2 separate regions of the Homo sapiens genome follow, and region 2 is linked to region 1. A link is an interaction called in ENCODE POLR2A ChIA-PET data of the cell type or tissue named here. Cell type or tissue: OCI-LY7. All regions are shown on one strand. Links, peaks and the distances in the headings refer to the core of each region. The heading gives the core; the rest is flanking DNA. Region 1 has its middle 5.5 kb from the start of GLDC. Region 2 has its middle 6.6 kb from the start of KDM4C.

Region 1 (5,377 bases), core at 266-5,265:
TGAACACCAAAGATCCCCGTGGATCACCTGACGGGTTACCCCTCTGATCCACTGCCCATTATGACAACGTTGCTCATCTCCATTGACCAGTGCTGCCACTTGGCTTCTACCACTCCAGGATTCCATCATTAACATTAGAATCAAGGAGCCCATCTCAACAGTTCCATTGTGTACCACCATCTTATATCTGTAGAGGACCGCAGCCACAGGACTTTTCAAAAACACTGGTGCTGCTCTTACCAATGGACTTCCCAATACTCTGGTGAAGGGATTGTCCTCTGGTTTCTTCTGAGGGATACACTGAAAGTGCGGAAGAGTGTGTTACTCATGACAAATCTACTTCAACATTCCTTTCTCACCAAGACTTAGATCCTTCTCTATTATTCCAAGGACGTTCTAGGATTTCTTTTTTTTTGAGACAGGTTTTTTTTTTTTGGAGACATGTCACCCAGGCTGGAGTGCAGTGGCACAATCATGACGCATTGCAGCCTCAACCTCCCAGACTCAAGCAATCCTCCTGCCTCAGCCCCCAGAATAGCTGGGACCACAGAGGCATGCAACCACACCCAGCTAATTATTATATTTTTTGTAGAGACAGGAGTCTCACCATGTTGCTCAGGCTGGTCTAGAACTCCTGGGTTCAAGTGATCTACCCTCCCCAGCCTCCCAAAGTGCTGGGATTACAGGTGCAAGCCACTGTGCCCGGACAGAAGTCCTAGTATCTTAACCTAATTTAATGAAGGCACTGTTAAGTATGATTTCATCAATCAACTCAGCAAACTAAAAAGCCACTCCTGGCTGATTGAGCTAACACACTGAATCCAGAATCTCTCGTACTACAAATAAATCAATAATTTCAATTTTATATTCCTTTTTGTCTGGTTTAGAATCCACTCCCATAGAAACCCTCTGGTGATAATATATATTAGCAACATTTTGCAATTCTTTCCTTGTGTAAGCTTCTCCTCTGATGTCAAATGTTCTACTCATCTTCTTGGGGTATGGTTAAGATCTGATTCTGGTTGTGGATCTGAAAGCAAAGAAGCATTGACATTCCATTGCAAGGTTAGTGCCTTTAGCGAAGTCATTACAGGATCTTCATGCAAGGTATTGCCAGTTTATGAAAGAGGGCAGGAGGAATGGGTTTACCTATCAAAGGAGACTCAGTGGGATTTGGGGTTTCAAGATAATAAAATTCATTCCAAGCTACAAACATGTTCCCATTCCAAGTTCGAAGATTTCTTTCTTTCTTTCTTTGTCTTTTTTTTGTTTTGTTTTTTCCTTTTTGCGGAGAATGGGGTCTCGCTATACTGCCCAGGCAGGTCTGGAACTCCTGGGCTCAAGCTATCCTCCCTCCTCTGCCTCTCTGAGAGCTGGGATTACAGGCGTGAGCCACTGTGCCCAGCCCTTTCTTTTCTTTTTTTGAAACGGAGTCTTGCTCTGTTGCCCAGGCTGGAGTGCAGTGTCTCAATCTTGGCTGACTGCAACCTCCACCTCCTGGGTTCAAGTAATTCTCCTGCCTCAGCCTCCTGAGTAGCTGGGATTACAGGCGCCTGCCACCATGCCCGGCTAATGTTTGTATTTTCAGTAGAGATGGGGTTTCACCATGCTGCCCAGGCTGGTCTTGAACTCCTGACCTCAAGAGGTCCACCCACCTCGGCCTCCCTAAGTGTTGGGATTACATGCGTGAGCCACTGCACCTGGCGATTTCTTTCTCATTTAAGAGATGGAGTCTTCTGTTGCCCAAGATGGAATGCAGTGGTGTGATTATAACTAGGACCACAGGTATGTGTCACAATACCGGCTTTTTTTTTTTTGAGATGGATTCCCACTCTGTCACCCAGACTGGAGTGCAGTGGCGCAATCTGGGCTCACTGCAACCTCCACCTCCCAAGTTCAAGCGATTCTCCTGCCTCAGCCTCCTGAGTAGCTGGGATTACAGGCGCTCGCCACCATGCCTGGCTAATTTTTGTATTTTTAGTAGAGATGAGGTTTCACCATGTTGGCCAGGCTGGTCTCAAACTCCTGACCTCAGGTGATCCACCCACCTTGGCCTCCCAAAGTGCTGTGATTACAGGCATGAGCCACCGTGCCCAGCCCTGGCTAATTTTTAAATTTTTTGTAGAGACAGCCAGGCTATGCTGCCCAGGCTGGTCTCAAACTCCTGGTCTCAAGCAATGCTCCTTCCTCAGCCTCCTGAGGTGCTGAGATTATAGGCCTGAGCCACCATGCCAAGCCTTTTTTTTTTTTTTTTTTTAATTTTTAAATTTTTAAATAGCTGGGACTCCTGGAGCAGTACCCCCAAGACCTCATGGATACGAAGGGTTTCCAATTAATTCCAAAATTTCACTTATGGTCCAATTTCATCATAGTGCCTAAGAAGTTCATCTGAATTTATGCCATATTATCCATAGCCAGAATTCAGAGCAATTCTGGAATCAGACAATTTGACACCTGTAAACTGTTCAAGTCTAGGGTCTACATCAACACCCCCCAACTTTTTTGAGATGGGGTCTCGCTGGGCTCCCCAGGCTGGTCTAGAACTCCTGGGTCCCGGCTAGGACTACAGGCATGTGCCATCATGCTCAGCCCCATGAACAACTTCTATATGTATAGCTCTGCGTAAAAAGACCATTGTCAACTGCACATATATAAGTTTATTTATTTATTTATTTATTTTTGAGACAGAGTCTCACTCTGTCACTCAGGCTGGAGTGCAGTGGTGAACTCGGCTCACTGCAACCTCCACCTCCCAGGTTCCAGCGATTCTCTGCCTCAGCCTCCCAAGTAGCTGAGACTACAGATGTGTGCCACCGCGCCTGGATAATTTTTTTATTTTTTGGTAGAGATGGGGTTTCACCACGTTGGCCAGGTTGGTCTCGAACTCTTGACCTCAGGTGATCCACCCACCTTGGCCTCCCAAAGTGCTAGGATTACAGGTGTGAGCCACCGTGCCTGGCCCCTTTATTCATTTCAAGGGCTATGGTTCCCGAAATGTCACCAAGTTTGTTACATTACTGTCCACTTTCTTCATCCTCTTCTCTTTTTCTTTTCTTCTCTTTGCTTTTTTCTTCTTATTTTTAAGTCTTCTTTCTTTTAGACTTTACATAAGAATATTCTGATGAATGCCAGTTGTGGTGGCTCATGCCTGTAATCCCAGCACTTTGGGAGGCCGAGGCAGGCCGACCACAAGGTTAGGAGTTCGAGACCAGCCTGGCCAACATGGTGAAACTCCATCTCTACTAAAAATACAAACAGTAGCTGGGCATGGTGGCGGGTGCCTATAATCCCAGCTACTCGGGAGGCTGAGGCAAGAGAATTGTTTGAACCCGGGAGGCGGATGTTACAGTGAGCTGAGACTGCGCCATTGCACTCCAGCCTGGGCAGCAGAGTGAGACTCTGTCTCAAAAAAAAAAGAAAAGTATTCTGATGAGACTTCTGAATAAGAGGTGGAAGCTGGCTCAGGACAAAATATTTGTGCTAGAGCAGAACGGGCAGGGGAGGAACAAAAGTGGAGGCAGGCCAGGTGCGGTGGCTCACGCCTGTAATCCCAGCACTTTGGGAGGCTGAGACGGGCGGATCACCTGAAGTCAGGAGTTTGAGACCAGCCTGACCAACATGGAGAAACCCCGTCTCTACTAAAAATATGAAAAAATTAGCTGGGCGTGGTGACGCATGCCTGTAATCCCAGCTACTCGGGAGGCTGAGGCAGAAGAATCGCTTGAACCTGGGAGGCGGAGATCGGGACATTGCACTCCAGCCTGGGCAACAAGAGCAAAACTCAAAAAAAAAAGAAAAGGGGGAGGCAAAGGAAAAAACTCCCTGAAAGCTCATACAATGGCAGGGAGTGAATGTGTCTCTCAGGAATCTCTTGCCTTTTTCACCCAAACATTAAGCCCTCCTCAATCTGCTTTTGGCTTCCATTATAGCCTTTGTTTGGGTTTATTCAGGAAAACTAACTGTTTTGAAAAAGCACTATAACTGTGCTTCCTCTGGTCTCACACCACACTACAACAATCAACACAGAAGATTTCCATGATCTGGCTGGGCGTGGTGGCTCATGCCTGTAATCCCAACACTTTTGGAGGCCAGGGTGGGCGGATCACTTGAGGTCAGGAGTTTGAGACCAGCCTGGCCAACATGGGGAAACTCCATCTCTACTAAAAAAAAAAAACACAAAAATTAGTGCGTGTGGTGGCATATGCCTGTAGTCCCTGCTACTCTGGAGGCTGAGGCAGGAGAATTGCTTGAAACTGTGAGGTCGAGGTCACAGTGAGCTGAGATCGCACCACTACACTCCAGCCTGGGCAACAGACCAAGGCTCTGTCTCAATGGAAAAACAGAAAGAAGAAGATGACTTCCATGATCCCGAAATATATGGGGATTTCTCCCCACCAACAAGCAAGCAGTCGGTTCTGAGGCAGACACCAGCTGGGTGCACTCCACTTCAATTCTGACACTCTATCTAGGGATACCGCCAGATCCCAAGGGTTGAGGGCTCAGTCCCCAAGACATCAGTTGCAATTCTAGGCCTCCAGAACTTCTGACGGATCAGCTTGAAGCTGGGGTTTCCATGATCCCTTCTTTGGGTTTGATTAATTTGATAGAATAGCTCACAGAACTCAGGGAAACACTTATGTCTACTGATTTTTTATAAAGGATATTACAAGTAACACAGATGAAGAGATGCGCAGGGCGAGGTAGGTATGGGAGAAGGGGTGAGGACCTTCCATGGCCTCTCCCCATGTGCCACTTTGTGTGTATTCAGCTATCCAGAAGCTCTCTGAAACCTCTCCTCTTGGGTTTTTGTGTGTGTGTTATTTTTGTTTTTTTTTTGAGACCGAGTCTTCCTCTGTTGCCCAGGCTGGAGTGCAGTGGCATGATCTTGGCTCACTGCAACCTCCACCTCCCGGATTCAAGTGATTCTCCTGACTCAGCCTCTTGAGTAGCTGGGACTACAGGTGCCCGCCACCACGCCCGGCTAATTTTTTGTATTTTTAGTAGAGATGGGGTTTCACGGTGTTAGCCAGGATGGTCTCGATCTCCTGACCTTGTGATCCGCCCACCTTGGCCTCCCAAAGTGTTGGGATTACAGGCGTGAGCCACCGCGCCCGGCCAATTTTTGTATTTTTAGTAGAGATGGGATTTCACCCTGTTGGCCAGGCTGGTCTCAATCTCCTGACGTCAAGTGATCCGCCAGCCTTGGCCTCCCAAAGTGCTGGGATTACAGGCATGAGCCACCACGTCCGGCTCTTGGGTTTTTATAGAGGCTTTATTAGGAAGGCATGATTGATTAAGCATTGATCATTGACCCTCTGCCCTACTGAGAAGTTGAGGGTGGGGCTGAAAGTCTCAACTCCCATTATGTCTTTGTCTT
Region 2 (5,377 bases), core at 140-5,139, 100 kb before region 1:
AAAATACAAAAAATTAGCCAGGCACAGTGGCAGGTGCCTGTAGTCCCAGCTAGTCCAGAGGCTGAGGCAGGAGAATGGCATGAACCCGGGAGGCGGAGCTTGCAGTGAGTCGAGGTCGTGCCACTGCACTCCAGCCTGGGTGACAGAGCAAGACTCCATCTCAAAAAAAAAAAAAAAAAAAAAAAAGAATTCAATGATAGTAATACTTAGTGTTTTTATTTACCTTTACCTTTATCAAATATGTATGTTACTTATACAGGAATAATGAGAGATGATTAGTCCATGAGGGCTCTGCCCTTATTAATGAATTAATGCCGTAACTGCAGGAATGGGTTCATCCTCTTCTCTCTTGTTCTTTGTCCTTCTGCCATGGGATAATGCAGCACAAAGTCCCTCACCTAATACAGCCCCTCAGTCCTGGACTTTCTAGCTTCTAGAACTGCGAGCCGATAAACTTCTGTTCATTATAAATTACCCAGTCTGCCAGGTGAGATGACTCATGCCTGTAATCCCAGCACTCTGGGAGGCTGAGGCAGGAGGATCACTTGAACCCAGGAGTTCAACACCAGCCTAGGCAACATAGCGAGACCCCATCTCAATTAAAAATAATAATAAAAATAAATTACCCAGTCTGTGGTATCCTATTATAGCACCACAAAATAGACCAAGACATGATAGATAAAAGATAGAAGTCAGTGTTTATAGATTTAATAATCATGGAACAAGTCCATTATTTCAGGTAAATGCCTGGTGTGCTTACTCTTAGGCCTGAGTTGGAAGACTTTCAGAAATAAGGGTGGAAGAAAAGTTTTAGATCCATGAAATCCTTATCATTGGAAAGACAGTCCAAACTGACTAAGAAGAGGTAGAAGTTCTGCTCTAGGTGAGCTTATCATGGCCATTCCTGATAAGGATTAGGATTTGTGCCAGAGTCAACCAAACCATCCATTGGGGTAGAAGGAGAGGAACTTCTTGAGATACTGATTAGTATTGTAGTTACATCAGAGCTTAGATCAAAAGCAGCTGCTATTTCTGACTCCTCAGTGGTCCCCTGGAACTAGGGTGAGGCATGGGTTTCAGTCCAAGCACACTTCTTCCATTAATGATCATAGAGTGCCTGGAATATCACAGGACATCTTTCATCACTGAGGGATAAAATGCTCCTCCACCTCAGGCATGAACTTAAAAGATATCTTCATTGAGGAACACAGATATTTTATTGCTATTTTTATAAAGTCTCTGATTATAATAGGAAATAGAGCACTTGGCATATATAAATAAAATTCATATATTAGTTGGAAAGAGACCACAATATAACTTTTTGGAAGTTGCTTTAACAATCCCTGGTTTTAGGCTGAGCGCGGTGGCTTACGTCTGTAATTCCAGGGAAGGCGAGGTGGACGGATCTCCTGAGGTCAGGAGTTTGAGATCAGCCTAACCAACATGGTGAAACTCCGTCTCTACTAAAAATACAAAATTAGCCAGGCATGGTGGTGCATGCCTGTAAACCCAGCTACTCAGGAGGCTGAGGCAGGAGAATCGCTTGAACCCAGGAGGCGGAGATTGCAGTAAGCCGAGATCATGCCATTGCATTCCAGCTTGGGCAACAAGAGCGAAACTCCACCGGAAAAAAAAAAAAAATCCCTGGTTTTGAGAACGTTACCAATTTTTTGTTTTACCTGTTCCTCCTTAATTTTTTTTTTTTTTTTTTTTTTTTTTTTTGAGACGGAGTTTCGCTCTGTCGCCCAGGCTGGAGTGCAGTGGCGCGATCTCGACTCACTGCAAGCTCCGCCTCCCGGGTTCACGCCATTCTCCTGCCTCAGCCTCCCGTGTAGCTGGGACTACAGGCGCGCGCCACCATGCCCGGCTAATTTTTTGTATTTTTAGTAGAGACGGGGTTTCACCGTGTTAGCCAGGATGGTCTCGATCTCCTGACCTCGTGATCCGCCCGTCTCGGCCTCCCAAAGTGCTGGGATTACAGGCGTGAGCCACCGCGCCCGGCCATCCTCCTTAATTTTTAACTCAGGAATGTGACTTGCTTAATCTCTCCAGCAGTAGCTCCTTTGGTATCACAAACAAGAACCTAATTGTCATGGGCTTTCTTCTGCAGAACAAAATGTTGCCTTGTAAGATATTTTCACATTCTGTAGTTTACCTCAAATTTATCAAATTCACTGATTTTAATATTTCCCTTTCTCCCTACCTAATTGCTCTGATTTTTCTTTTCTACTCAAATTCTTCCAGAAGGTATTCTGTCTGATCAATGAGCTCAATTTTCAGCCTGCAGCTTTATAATACATTTTCTAGGGGCCTTGAGCTGACTATTGTGAACAACTATCCTGTTCCATCTTCCTTAAGTGTTCTGATTATGCATAATTGAGATCTCATCATTCAGCTAAAGTTGTAAGTGGCTTCTCTCTTCTTGAACTAATGTTAATATAGTTTGGGTCCTTGTCATATCCATTCCCTGTTGTGATAAATTGTAAAATGTAGCCACAAGATCTTCCCATGATCCTTTGCAATGTGACTTTGCCCTTCCTTCCATCAAGAGATCAGCTATATCCCCACCTGCTGAATCTAGGCTGATTATTATTATTATTATTAATTTTAAGACAGGATCTGGGTGTGTTACCCAGGCTGGAGCGCAGTGGTGCAATCTTGGCTCACTGCAACCTCCACCTCCCAGGCTCAAGCCATCCTCCCACCTCAGCCTCCCTAGTAGATGGTACTACAGGTGTGCACCACCATGCCTGGCTAATTTTTGTATTTTTTGTAGAGACGGGGTTTTGCCATGTTGCACAAGGTGGTCTCTAACTCATGAGCTCAAGCAATCCGCCAGCCTCAGCCTCCCAAAGTGCTGGGATTACAGGCGTGAGACACCATGCCCGGCCTAGGCTGATCTTTTGACTTGCTTTGATCAACAGAATGTGACAGAAGTGATGTGATATGACTTCCAAAGCTAGACATTAGATACATTGCAGCTTCTGCTTTCACTCTCTTATGATACGGTCCTGAGACTGTCATGTAAGGAAGTTCTTCTAGCTTACCAGAGAATGAGAGGTTTCATGAAAAAATAACCAAGGTACCCACCCAGTGGACTGCCAGCACCAGCTGCCAGATGGGTAAGTGAGGCCATCTTGACCTTCCAGCCCAACCACCTCCTACTGAATGCAGCCACAAGAGCAAGCCCAGGCAAAACCAGCAGTTAACTGTCAGCTAACCCAGAGAATAGTAAAAAATGATAAACCACTGCTGCTCTAAACCACTACGTTTTGAGGTTATTTATTATGCAGTAATAGCAGCTAGAACTGCCTTCTCTGTCTTTCACTTTCTGACCTTGTTGAGCCCCTGGCTCTTCATTGACTAATCCAGATAATACAATTTCTTTTCTATTACTTTTCTCCTCAGTGTCAAACTTAAGAGAATTATTCATAACTTTAGCATCATCGTTTTTATAATCAAGAGATTCTTTCCTCTCCTTTTGGAAACCTATGATGTGCTTTCAGTTGTTCCTGAACTTGGTGTTTTGGCTATTTCAACTTCCTATAAGACAGAAGCTATGCTTCACTTTCGCTTCAAGTGCTTTTGCCTCGTGAAGAGCTTTTTTTTTTTTTTTGAGACAGAGTCTCAATCTGTCACCCAGGCTGAAGTGCAATGACACGATCTCGGCTCACAGCAACTTCCACCTCCCAGGTTCAAGCGATTCTCCTGCCGTAGCCCCCTGAGTAGCTGGGGCTACAGGTGCGTGCCACCATGCCCAGATAATTTTTGTATTTTTAGTAAAGATGGGGTTCCACCATATTGGTCAGGCTGGTCTCGAACTCCTGACTTCGTGATCCGCCCACCTCAGCCTCCCAAAGTGCTGGGATTACAGATATGAGCCACCGTGCCTGGCCATGAAGAGCTGTCTTACCTCTAAGAAATTTTCTAAATTCTTGTTCATTATTTTAATATGAACTTAAACTTGTCTACAAATTGCCTTACATTTTCTTCTTGGCCTACACCACAGCAAGTACATTTTCCTCTGGCTTTAGGTTACTCTTTTTTTTTTTTTTTTTTTTTTTTTTTGAGAAGGAGTTTCACTGTTGTTGCCCAGGCTGGAGTACAATGGCACAATCTTGGCTCACTGCAACCTCCGCCCCCCTGGTTCAAGTGATTCTTGTGCCTCGGCCTCCCAAGTAGCTGCGATTACAGGCATGCACCACCACACCCGGCTAATTTTGTATTTTCAGTACAGACAGGGTTTCACCATGTTGGTCAGGCTGGCCTCGAACTCCTGACCTAAGGTGATCCTCCCACCTCAGCCTCCCAAAGTGCTGGGATTACAGGCATGAGCCACTGCGCCCAGCCAGGTTACCTTTTTTTAATTTTATTTTTTTATTTTTTTGAGACAGGCTCTCACTCTGTTGTCCAGGCTGAAATGCAGTGGTGCAATCATAGCTCATTGCAGCCTTGAATTACTGGGCTCAAGCAATCCTCCCGTCACAGCCTCCCAAGTAGCTGGGACCACAGGCATGCACCACCATGTCTGGTTAATTTTTTTTAATTTATTTTTTGTAGAGATGGGGTCTCACCATATTGCCCACACTTAGATGACTTTATTAGTGTTACCTGATTTTATCCAGCCCCATCATGAGAAAGATACATGTAGTCCTATTTTGTTGGCTGTTCTCTTCAAATTAGTTATTAGCTCATGAAACTTCTATTGATATCCTGACACCTTTTTAAGGATTCCTGGCCAGGCTTGGTAGCTCACGCCTGCAATCCCAGCACTTTGGGAGGCTGAGGTGAGTGAATCACCTGAGGTCGGGGGTTCGAAACCAGCCTGGCAAATATGGCGAAACCCCATTTCTACTAAAAATACAAAATTAGCCGGGCGTGGTGGTGCATGCCTGTAATCCCAGCTACTTGGGATGCTGAGGCAGGAGAATTACTTGAACCTAGGAGGCAGAGGTTGCAGGAAGGCGAGATCGCGCCATTGCACTCCAGCCTGGGCAACAAGAGCAAAACTCCATTTCAAAAATAAAAATAATAATAATAAGCTTGCAAGTGTGCTCTTTGTGAAATTCCACCATGGCATACAGTGGCCAGGGCCAGAAAGTGCAGAAGGTTATGGTGCAGCCCATCAACCTCATCTTCAGATACTTACAAAATAGATCGCAGATTCAGGTGTGGCTCTATGAGCAAGTGAATATGCAGATAGAAGGCTGTATCATTGGTTTTGATGAGTATATGAACCTTGTATTAGATGATGCAGAAGAGATTCATTCGAAAACAAAGTCAAGAAAACAACTGGGTCGGATCATGCTAAAAGGAGATAATATTACTCTGCTACAAAGTGTCTCCAACTAGAAATGATCAATGAAGTGAGAAATTG

The links. Peaks named below come from ENCODE experiments on the same cell type or tissue, not always from the same donor. Only the 100,000 strongest peaks of a DNase experiment are listed, where the experiment ranks them.
Region 2: POLR2A ChIA-PET joins it to region 1 with 5 read pairs; 13 of 35 experiments call an interaction of 5 or more read pairs at or near these places.

Annotation. Positions count from the first base shown.
Region 1 is chr9:6,648,526-6,653,902 of GRCh38, reverse strand. No RefSeq gene overlaps it. Among named protein-coding and RNA genes, the nearest start is that of GLDC, 5.5 kb to the right of the region's middle. RefSeq lists an enhancer at 5,069-5,377. In OCI-LY7, for the core only: no CTCF peak of the experiment used is centred there; no DNase peak of the experiment used is centred there.
Region 2 is chr9:6,748,678-6,754,054 of GRCh38, reverse strand. It overlaps a transcript of KDM4C not described here and the pseudogene SNRPEP2. Among named protein-coding and RNA genes, the nearest start is that of KDM4C, 6.6 kb to the left of the region's middle. RefSeq lists enhancers at 3,390-3,449, 3,460-3,549. In OCI-LY7, for the core only: no CTCF peak of the experiment used is centred there; a DNase peak (open chromatin) is centred at 2,994; H3K27ac peaks cover 644 bases.